Regions from separate parts of the Homo sapiens genome. Here all the other regions are linked to region 1. Evidence: chromatin contacts called from ENCODE Hi-C or POLR2A ChIA-PET data. All regions are on one chromosome and are shown on one strand. Each heading gives the region's core, a stretch centred on a gene start or an enhancer-like site at or near the end of the contact. The rest is flanking DNA. Distances are from core to core; before and after follow the strand shown. Region 1 holds the start of ARAP2 (ArfGAP with RhoGAP domain, ankyrin repeat and PH domain 2). Region 2 holds the start of WDR19 (WD repeat domain 19). Region 3 has its middle 57 kb from the start of LINC02513.

Region 1 (3,511 bases), core at 413-2,912:
AATTCAAATAAATCTTTGAGTACTGACAAATCTATATAAAACCCTCTTCGTGTTAGGAACCACCTTAAATGTGTATGTGTTAAATATGTTTAGAAAGAAGCCAGGAAGATATTTGCACTTAACCCTAGCCTAGTTCCATGACCCACTTTTTTTTCTTCTTTAAACGTTGTTGGACAAAAAATGTCATGAGTATTTTCTCTCAATATTTCTCCTGTAAGTGTATGGAAGTCATAAATAAGAGTTAAAAAAAAAAGAGTTTAAAGGTATTTCTCTTTTTTTCCTTAAAAAAAGTTAGCTTGCTTTTTATCTTCCAATTACTTACGGGCAAAGTTCCATGGGCCTGTGGGGGTGTAGAGTGCTTAAGTGCAGATAAATCAATACTGAGCTTGTAAGTACAATACTATTATGAGTAATAACAATGACATCCTATTAAATGTACTTTTAAAAATAGCTTATTTTCAATACACTTCTTGATTTTTTTTAAACCGAAGGCTGTATTCTACTGAACAGCCTACTTCAAGGACAAGCTTGCAAAAAAAAAAAAAAAAAAAAAAAGAATTTGCTATCAGGATACCTACTTACAACACCCTAAGATGTCATTATTCCACACAAATTAGCTTATTTTCTTGTGTTTTCCTCTAATTATCAAAGGCTATATAATCCACGAACCCTTTCCCCAAATCAAAATAACTCCAGATCACCTCAAGGTAGGAGGTGTTTAAGAAAACAAGCCAGAATTAGATAAAGTAAAACTTACTTTATTAAATAGGATGGACACCACTTCTCCCAAGAGAACTGTCTCCAAAAGTAAACAAGAAAGATCAATCTGGTAAACTCACATCATACAGGTTCCCGTGTAAGGTATCGGGTTCAGGCAGGTGGAAGCCAAATGATCGTAATTAAAGTTAATTAACAGGCCAGTCGTCTTAACGTGGTTAACAAGCAGGGTGCGGGGCAGCACAGACACCCGGGCAAATTCATGATCTCTACCGAGTAAATAACTTGGTGCCTGAAACTCACTACAGCTTCTTCTTATTTAAAGGTAGGGGAGAGGAATGGAGGGAGTGTCCAGCTGTCTATCCGGATCCTCACCCTCCCGGGTCAAATCCCAGAAGTGGAGTTCTTGGATCACTTACCGGCTTCTGGTTTCCTTTCAGACGCCCACACGCGGGAGCGAAATCCAAGGGGCGGACACCAGAGCCGAGCACTTTGCGCTGAGGAAATTTACCCGGTGAAGTGTCGAAAAGCCCCAGCCCCTCCAGACAGGGTCCTCCCACCCCCGCGTGGGCCATCCCGGCCCAGCCTTCCCGAGGCCCCGGGTACTCGCCTTGCGCTCGGGTCGCGGAGTTCGAAAAGCGAGGTGAGGCGGCGCTGGGAAGCTCAGCGCCGGCGTCTCTCCCAGCCTTGGGCGCTCGGTCCTCGCCCCTCTGCCGGAGGCGCCAGGCCTCCTCTTTCCCGGTCCCCGCCGGCTGTCCGCAGTCGCCTCTGCTGCCTGGCGGCGGCCGCGCGGGCGGCGCTGTTAGTGGGGCCGGCGTGTCGCGGCCGCCGCACCTGGAGGCGGGGAGCGCGGGCCGCGGACCCGCGCTCAGCTCCGGAAACGCCGAGCCCGGCGCCCGCGCCTTGCTCAGGTGCTCCCGCGCCTCGCCTCGGCCGCCGCTTCCTCTCCGCCCGCGGGGGCGGGGAGCAGGCGCCCCGCGCGGGGGAAGCCGGAGCTCAACGGCGGGGGCGGCCCAGCCGGCCTCCCTGGTTCCGCAGCATAGTTGGGTGACTGACTCAGACCGCCGCGACTTGGCCGCGCCTGGCACCCTCGCCACCTGGCGCACCTCGGCCCGGAGGCGTCAGACCCCGCTGGGGAAGCTGCGGGGGCGCGCCCTGGAGCCCAGAGCGACAGGGGCATTACCCACCTTCCCGGGACGGAGATGCCCAGGACCTTGTGTTGGCTCCTCCTGGCCAGTGGGTTTGTCTGTGCGCACTCATGGGGGGTTGAATGTCAAATGGGCGGAACCTCGCCACGACTGATTATTAGTATTACTCTTCCAAGTACTTAAAGTGTTAGCTCAGCGTTTCCCAAACTGAAGACTCATCTAGGGCACTATTTTCCCCAGGCTGCTTCTATGTAAATTTGCTCCTTCTTGCACCTGTGGCGGTTAGATCCCAGAGGGGCATTTCCCCTTTGAGTTGGACTCTGACAAAGGAGGCAGCGAAGGAAAATAGGGGATCCCAAAGAACCCTTGTGGACCTCCAAATATCTAAGCGTCCGTAAAATCCAGTTATTTGCAAGTGAGTTCACAGACCAACTACTTTTTTTTTTTTTTTTTAGACAGGGTCTCACTTTGTCACCCAGGCTGGAGTGTAGTGAGGCAATCTCAGCTCATTGCGCCTCCGCCTCTGGGTCCAAGCTATCCTCCCACGTCAGCCTCCCAGGTAGCTGGGATTACAGGCGCGCACCATCAGCCAAGGTAATTTTTTTTGTATTTTTGGTATAGACGGAGTTTCGCCTTGTTGCCCAGGCTGGTCTCAAACTCCTGACCTCAAGTGATCCACCTGCCTCGGCCTCCCAAAGTGCTGGGATTACAGGCGTGAGACACTGCCCCCTACCAGCTTTTTTTTTTTTTTTTATAAACATCTCCCACAGACTACCTGAAATTCTCTTCATTAAAAGGTGAAATGTATTTATCTTTCCCCTGTTCCTGTTGATGGAAGTGAAGCAATTAAGGAAAGCGCAGACCTTATGAAAATGAGATAATTGGTGAAGTGCGGAAAGAGAGAGGCTTCCCACAAGCCTGGGCCCTTAGGATTCTTCAGTCATCACCTTCACCCACACTAACTACCTGCCCAAAGCACCGTCTTTCCCTGGGGAGACTCTGAAGCAGCTCTGTCTTACTAGAGACACCAAATATCCAGTTCCTTTTGAACTTAATACCTCATAGCCGACCTCATTTCCACCAGGAAAGTTTTATTGACATTTTCCAAACCACGGGAACTTTTTCTCTGGATTCCTATAGCATTTATAGGAGGAATTTTATTTATGTGGCTCTTTTCTGGCTTCATTCTCTGTGTGTGTGTGTTTCTTTTGTTCTTTTTCCCTTTTCCCTCTCCAAATTCTCACATACTTCTCTCTTTTTTTTTATCTCTCTCTTTTTTGTTTTTGTTTTTGTTTTCGACTGAGCCCCGCTGTATCGCCCAGGCTGGAGCGTGGAGAGCAGTGGCGCGATCTCAGCTCACTGCAGCCTCCGCCTCCTGGGTTCAAGCCATTCTCCCGCCTCAGCCTCCTGAGTAGCTGGGATTACAGGCATGCACCACCACGCCTAGCTAATTTTCGTGTTTTTAGTAGAGGCAGGGTTTCACCATGTTGGCCAGGGTGGTCTGAAACTCATGGCCTCAAGTGATTCGCCTGCGTTGGCCTCCAGAAGTGCTGAGATTACAGGCGTGAGCCACCATGCCTGGCTCTATTTTTATCATTGTAAGCCATCTTCGGTCCTTCTCTAAACAAGGTGGGTTATAAATAAAA
Region 2 (3,511 bases), core at 622-3,121, 2.9 Mb after region 1:
GCCCCCCACCTCGAACTCCCCAAGTGCTGAGATTACAGGCGTGAGCCACTGAGCCTGGCCACCAATACTTCTTTTTGCTGTTTTTTTTGACGGAGTCTCGCTCTATCGCCCAGGCTGGAGTGCAGTGGCGCGATCTCCGCTCACTGCAAGCTCCGCCTCCCGGGTTCACGCCGTTCTCCGGCCTCAGCCTCCCGCGTAGCTGGGACTACAGGCGCCCGCCAATACTTCTTAATCTCCCACACTTAAGTGGAACAGGATGGTTTATGGAGGCTGAAGTTGAGTATTTCCCTTCTCCCAGGTAGTTTAGGCTCTGATAAAACCCCAGCAGACTAGGCTTTGGTAAAAATACTTTCTCCTGAGGGCAGGTCTTGTTAAGAACTGATTGCTCTGGCTATTTTTAAATGGTTACCCTTTCAGCAGAGGAATCTTTCAGTAAAAATTTAAGTAATTAACCTAACTGTCAGAGGCGTTTGAACCAGAGCGATTCCATTTTGAGTGAGGGCTAGGAAAATGAGGCTGAGACTTGCTGGGCTGAATTCTCAGAATTTGGGCATTCCTCGCCTCTAGATGTTTACGATTAAGGGAATAAATTAATAATGTTTACTAAAACAGACCCAGATATCGGGATATCTGGAGAACAAAGGCATTCCTAATTTTGCTTTAAAGATAATAATATCAATTCCTGCAAAATAATTAAGAAAATTAATCTTTGATCACAAACCCTTGTAGCAGAGCACATCTCCCCATATATACAAGCATTGTACCTAGGGTGGATGCGTCCCTTCTCTTGCTTTCAGGAATGTCCTACTCTGTCTATGGAGTAGCTGTCCTTTCACCACTTTACGTGTTTTAATAAACTTGCTTTTCTCAGCACTGAGAACTCGCCCTGAATTCTTTCTTGCGCGCGATCCAAGAACCCTCTCTTGGGGTCTGGATCCGGACCCCTGTCGTAACGTAACTGAAAACCCCAGTGCAAAGGCATAGCACCCTACTTAAGAATTTGCAAACATTCATTATTAGTTATTTCAAATCATTGATTAACTTTCTCTAAGCCAATCAGATTCCTACCTGATGTCGAAAAGAAAAGCAAAAGGTAGACTGTTTCAACACTTTCAGACGCTTGGGTAAAAGATGCACTTTCATGCTATAAATAATGCAGCACAAATACTGTACAACAGGGCTTTATACTTGGGGAAAAGCTGCCAGATCCAAACTCTAAAGGAAAACTATTGGAGCTCATTTTTCCTGCCCACGTTAGCTAGCACATTTTGTTGACATTGAAAAAAAAAAAAGATTTTGGTGAAACTGAAAAAAAAAAAGCACCAACAACCCTACCTTGAAATAAACTATTGTACCTCTTATGCCTCCTCCCTTCTACCCCAGAAACCTGGAAGAAAAAAAGATATACCCGAGCTCGTCCAACCCCTCTTTGCGTGGACTGTATAGGAGTATTTAGCCCATCCTGCCTCCTTTAATCTAACATTCTGCGTCTTCTTTCCTTCAGCTTCTCGGCGCCCCCTTTGGCCAGCACTGACATCTTAGTCATCGCGGTCCAAAATTTACGCACGCGCCTTTGAGGGCTCACAGAGCCCGTCTCTCCCGGACGAATCTCATCCAATCAGAGCCAGCCAGGAAGCCGAGGCTCAGCAAGGCCTCGCGACGCCCAACTTCCCAGGGTTAGCGTCTCTGATGTCATGTGATTCCACCCTCCGCCTCTCACCCACCCTCGCAGAGGGCGGTGCGCTTGGCCCGGCCCCTCGAGGCACCGCCTTTCAATTAGCACTCGCTGATTGGTCGCTGCTCGCGCGGTCTCCTGGGTGACGGGAACGCGGTAGCCTGCTTGGTGGAGACCGGGTGCGCCTGCGTACTTCATAGTTCGCGTAGCGGCTCGAGCGTGGAGATGAAGGTAAATAACTTACAAATTCCCGGGGTGGGGCGGGAAAACGCGACTACTGGCCCTTGGTCGCTTTTAAAAGAGGATATCTGTCCCTCTCCCTTCTGAGTTCGTTGGAAATGAGGAAGAGAGAGAGAGAGAGAGGTGGCCAGAGAGAGCGGGGGCGAAGCTGAAGGGACGAGAGAAAGGAAAGAAAATAGGAGGAGAGGAGAGGGCGGAGAGAGAGGCCTCTCGTTTTGGGGACTGCAGACGCCGTAGAAGCGGTGCAGAAAGTGGGAACCCCTCCCTGGCCGAAATGAGCGGACTGGATCTAAAGATACCCCAGCTTCGCACGCGGAAAGAACTGGTCGAGTTAACGCGTTTGGAGGGTCGCTGTGAAGTTGACTGGGTCCGATGTCACGAGCTACCTCATTTCTTGGGGCTAAGCCTCTGGCAAGCCGCGCAGCTGCCCAGCGCCTTAAAAAGAATGAAAAGCCTCCTAAAGAATAACTTCAAAATGTATTACCTGTGACCAGTCCAATCACCTGCTAGCGAGTGTACATTATTGACGGGAAATCTGCACCCGAAAACTCAGGTCTCACGCTCATGTGCCTCATCCTCTGCACGCACGGTTTCTAGGCTTGGGCTTCTTGTTCACCCCACTTTCTGATTTATCAGAGCAGTCCCCCCTTGCTCTGCTCTGGCAAAGAAATGGAAGGCTTTTTTTTTTTTTTTTTTTTACTGAGTCTCGCTCTGTTACCCAGGCTGGAGTGCAGTGGCGCAATCTCTGCTCCCTGCAACCTCCACCTCCTGGGTTCAAGCGATTCTCCTGCCTCAGCCCCCCGAGTAGCTGGGACTACAGGCGCGTGCCACCACACCCAGCTAATTTTTTGTATTTTTAGTAGAGATGGGGTTTCACCGTGTTAGCCAGGATGCTGTCACTCTCCTGACCTCATGATCCCCCGACCTCGGGCTCCCAAAGTGCTGAGATTACAGGCGTGAGCCACCGCGCCCGGCTGGAAGGCTCAATTTTAAAATTATTTTAGATGTCCTCATGCTTCTTCGTGGCTATTAGTGTGGAAATTGGAATTGACGGACCAGTAATCATAACTCCCATTTTTATTTCTAAAGCTCTTTACAATTTATGAAATATTAGAAGTGAAGAGTTATTATTCATGATTTACAGTTGAGAATTTTTTGCTGGAGGCAATTTAAACGACTTACTTAAAGCCCTACAGCTAATAAGCTACAAACAAAATTTAAGTCTTGGTTTTTTGGTTGTGAAACTAGCAGTTTTTCCTCTGCACGGTATGTGGAGCATCTATAGAGCTCCACTGAAAAAAAATAATATGAAATCACAGCTAGAGGCAAGTCAGCCATTGAAGGTAATGAAATTCAAGTTTAAGGACTTCTCACTTGCATGAAGGAGTTCCAGGGTGAAATGGTCACAAAATTGCAAAAGTAAGATGCTTTTAAATATTCTTTCTTCATGAGTTTCTTTATGCTCTATAAAACTTTTATGTCCCATGATCATAGCCCACCTCTACTTTCAATAGAGGGGAATTTCTTCTTTAGCATGTAAAATGCTCATTGGGACAGGGTGCGGTGGCTCACGCCTGTAATCCCAGCACTTTGGGA
Region 3 (3,511 bases), core at 751-3,250, 2.1 Mb after region 1:
ATATATTAAAACAAATATAAGAAATCATATATTCTCATCCATAAATATTCCAGAATGCATCTCTAAAAGACAAGGACTTCTTTTTATTACACTTGATCTTAGTCAAAAGACCAAGAAGCGATGACAAGGACTTCTTTTAAAAAGCATAGCCATAGCCATAGCTACAACATCACCATCACACCTTAAAAAAGAGAAAAATTCCTGAATTTAATCAAATATCCAGACAGCATTTCAGTTTCTCTGACTGTCTCAAAAACGTTTTGAGGGATTTTCTCCCCAAATAGAATCCAAGTAAGATCACTGTAGTTGTTCTGTTTTCATCTACATGTCCCCTCCCCTCCCTTTTCCCCCTTCAAAGTCGAGAGAAAACAGGTCCTTTGTCCTACCAAGTGTTCCACACTCTGAATTTTGCTGATTTTTGTCTCCTTTGATGTCATTTAAACCATTTCTCTGTCTCTCTCCTGCATTTCTTATAAATTGGGAGGCATAAATAGAGGTACAATCTGACTCAGGTTTTGATTTTTTTGTCATTAGTCATAGGCAGTGTCATAGGCAGTGGTGTGATAATCCCACCAGGAGTACATACCGTCTGGTTATGTCTGTTTCTGTAATGTTAATATCTCTTGCCTGATCCTTTATTTTATGGGGATGCTATTCTACTATTCCTGCTTCGTTCGTTATGTGGAATATTTCCATTAAAGGAAATTTGTCCTCATCAACTCTTTAGTTACCCTAAATTTTGCACAGTAAAAGCAGGAAAAATGCTTGGTTATTTTCTATTTACCAGTTTTCAGCGAAATGAGCTATTTCCTAGCTTCTCTAAACGTGTCCGATGAGGGTTTTTTTCCTGAGTAATTTTAAACCTGTAACTTCACAAATATTGATGTGCTTCAGTCTACTGCAGTTATTGATGCTTGAACTGTATTATCTTTACCTGGGTAAACAGAACTTCCTCCATTTAGTTATTGGGTACTTGTAACACTACCCCATCATATTCTAGGCTCAACCTGTTCTATGTAATATTTTTAATGATATCTCTCCATATTATCTTTTGTTCTATTTTTCAACTAGCTGACAAACAGCTAGGAGGCGTGGCTGTTGAGGCTTCCTGGATTCATCTTCCAGCTTTTACATTTTCTGCTACATGACTTGGGCAAGTTATTTAACTTAGCTCTGCAACAATTCCTTCATCTATAAAATGGGAATCATAATAATTGTACTTACCACAAGTTGTTAATAGAAGGATAAACTGAATTAATGTATGTAAAAACACTGAGCACAGTACCTCACACACAGCAAAAACTCAACAAATAGTAGTTATTTTCATTAGGTTTAATAAGACTGCTTTAGTGTGTCCTCTTTCTAAATTTTTCTAAGCATTATTGACACAGTTGTGATTATAATTTACATTTATTTGCTTCCTGACATTTTTTCTTGTAACAACATACACATTATATATGTTCCAACAAACATTTCAGAAACACAAATTCCAAAAATGCTGTAAAACTCTATTATGTGGTAAATACCATAATTTACCTAACCTACAAGCTCTCCCATAAAGACAGCTAATTTCCAACTTTCCCTAGTATTAATACAAATAACGCAGTAGTGACTATCTTTGTGGACAGAGGTTTTTGTTTTTCTTCTACATTTAGCATTATTTCTTTACTACAAATTTCCAAAAGCGAAATGACTAAGTTTTGACCAAATTTATTTCCCCATGGTTTGTAATCGATTCACATTTACGTTTTTAGTGTGGACTGAAAAATGTTTATCCACTGCCAATTATTTTTCATGCTCTTTTATACAATCCGATGACAAAATCAAGCCATTGAAATTGGTCAGCGCTATTGAAAAAATGGTGTAGTATGGTCACAGTCTCCTAGCAGTCTATGTACAGCAATGTCAGCCTAGCTTCGTTGAGTCAAACCAGGGAGATGGAGGGAAATTTTGGCTGCCACAGCCTTGAGTGCGGTGAAAAAAGAAAAAAAAGAAAGAAAAAGAAAACCAGCACTCTGAGTAATCTAGTAATTGGGTTCTGCCCTCTCATGAGCTGACAGGAGACCACAATCACGTGAAACAACCACCAAAGATGGTAACAGCTCAGCAAGAGTGACTTGGGCTTAACAGGTGCAGAGTCCTGGCTTGGAAAGGGAGCTTGGCTTACCAGGGCTCTGCTGCACTCTTGAACCTGGCTGCAGGGGTATGAAAGGGGCTGAAATCTGGCCCAACCCCTGCCAAGCAGTGAAGCTTAGTGTGGATATTACCCTTCCAGAAGGATCCTCCCAGAAAGAGCAGATTTTTGCCACTCATCTACCCAGGAGAGGTGCTACTTTCGAATTCACACAAAGGCTGTGTGTGCCACATAGGTTCCTGACATTCCTTTGAGTGAGAAGCCTTGATCTGACAGGAAGACAGCTAGAGAGTGCTTAACTGTTGCTTCTCCAGAGTCAATTCCTTGTGGAAACTTTCTGTCCCTGCACCTGTGAAATGTGCTTAATGGATTTTGGAGACCTACGGTAAGATGGAAGATGATAGTCCTCAAAGGCCAGGAATCCCAAGGTGTATTACTTGAGCCACTCCTAAACCCAACAAAATTTCCCTTCTAAATTGCTATCCGCTCCCAAATAAGTATCTTAATTTAGCTAATTTTGTAGCCTAATGGTGAAGCTACAGACGCTAAATGAGAAAAGCCTGGATTAGAATTCTGCCTTCACTAAAATAATATCTGTGTGATCTCACATTCCTCCTTATCTGCAGATTCAGGAAATAGAAGCACCTGCTTTCCACTTTTCAGGGTTGTTTTGAGGACTAAATGAGTCACTGTGCATAAAGTATTTGGTGTGTTTTAAGTATTCCATAAAGGTGGGCTCTCACTGTTATTGTGCATTTGAGCCACCTTTGCCTCCTACCCCTTGTTTTGGGTAGGGAGTGGGTTTCTTCCTCTTGTGATGGGAATATTTCCATTTACCTGTGTTATACAGTCTTGGTTCTGGGGTTTGCATGCTGAGTGTAGCAGGAAGGGAGGAGGAAGCACTTACTTCTAAAGGGCACAGAATAGTTGCCACCTTCGTTAGCTATTCCTTTTCTATTTCCTATTCACCCAAGAGGAATTCCATGCATCTCCTCGGGCGTCTAGCACCGCCAGCGAGCAAGAACACACACCTCATTCCCTCCGATTAAAATGAGTAAGGCAAAGGGATGAAATGTTCCTTTCGGCACTCACTCAGGTAAATTGGTTCTCAGTGTTTAAAAGGAGAGAGGGGGAACAAGAATGATGCTCTGTGCCAGAGTTCTGTGTTAAGTGCTTCCAGTCCTCTGGCAAAAGCAGACTGTGCATAGCCCCACCCAGGCTTGAGGAGACTTCTCCCCACAGCATCTGTTTAAAATAAAAATATTGCCGTATGTCAGAGGAAGGTTTGAACCTTCCCACTGCTCCTCTCTTGCTCCTTCTGTCATAATGGAGGTAGAAGATTTAATGACAACCTTCCATTCCAAGGAGGAGAGACTA

Evidence for each region. Hi-C counts contacts between places; a loop is a spot of excess contacts on that map. ChIA-PET counts read pairs that join two places held with the same protein, here RNA polymerase II (POLR2A). Pooled maps may share reads with other maps.
Region 2: a loop to region 1 is called in a map of CD8-positive, alpha-beta T cell, with 17 times the contacts of the local background. The contact joins the promoter of WDR19 here to the promoter of ARAP2 in region 1. A Hi-C loop is called at or near these places in 2 of 168 maps with a recorded cell type or tissue (CD8-positive, alpha-beta T cell and naive thymus-derived CD4-positive, alpha-beta T cell) and 5 of 50 pooled maps.
Region 3: a map with no recorded cell type shows a loop between it and region 1 (7-fold over the local background). The contact joins the enhancer-like site here to the promoter of ARAP2 in region 1. A Hi-C loop is called at or near these places in 2 of 37 single-sample maps with no recorded cell type and 6 of 50 pooled maps. POLR2A ChIA-PET finds 5 or more read pairs at or near these places in 1 of 52 experiments (activated CD4-positive, alpha-beta T cell).

The regions. Positions count from the first base shown.
Region 1 is chr4:36,242,852-36,246,362 of GRCh38, forward strand. ARAP2 (ArfGAP with RhoGAP domain, ankyrin repeat and PH domain 2) reads right to left here and starts at 1,663. Exons shown (of 33, transcript NM_015230.4): 1 at 1,328-1,663. LOC439933 (a long non-coding RNA gene) reads left to right here and starts at 1,265. Exons shown (of 5, transcript NR_122079.1): 1 at 1,265-1,360; 2 at 2,321-2,459. RefSeq lists a silencer at 1,459-2,038.
Region 2 is chr4:39,180,658-39,184,168 of GRCh38, forward strand. It overlaps WDR19 (WD repeat domain 19), which reads left to right and starts at 1,872. Exons shown (of 37, transcript NM_025132.4): 1 at 1,872-1,906. The coding sequence starts at 1,901. RefSeq lists enhancers at 1,541-1,720, 1,572-1,866, 1,991-2,140, 2,841-2,910.
Region 3 is chr4:38,308,576-38,312,086 of GRCh38, forward strand. No RefSeq gene overlaps it. Among named protein-coding and RNA genes, the nearest start is that of LINC02513, 57 kb to the right of the region's middle. RefSeq lists enhancers at 1,830-1,959, 1,970-2,129. Within about 2 kb of position 2,001, at least 6 of the 41 ENCODE cell types and tissues checked have a DNase peak (open chromatin) inside an H3K27ac peak, as active enhancers do.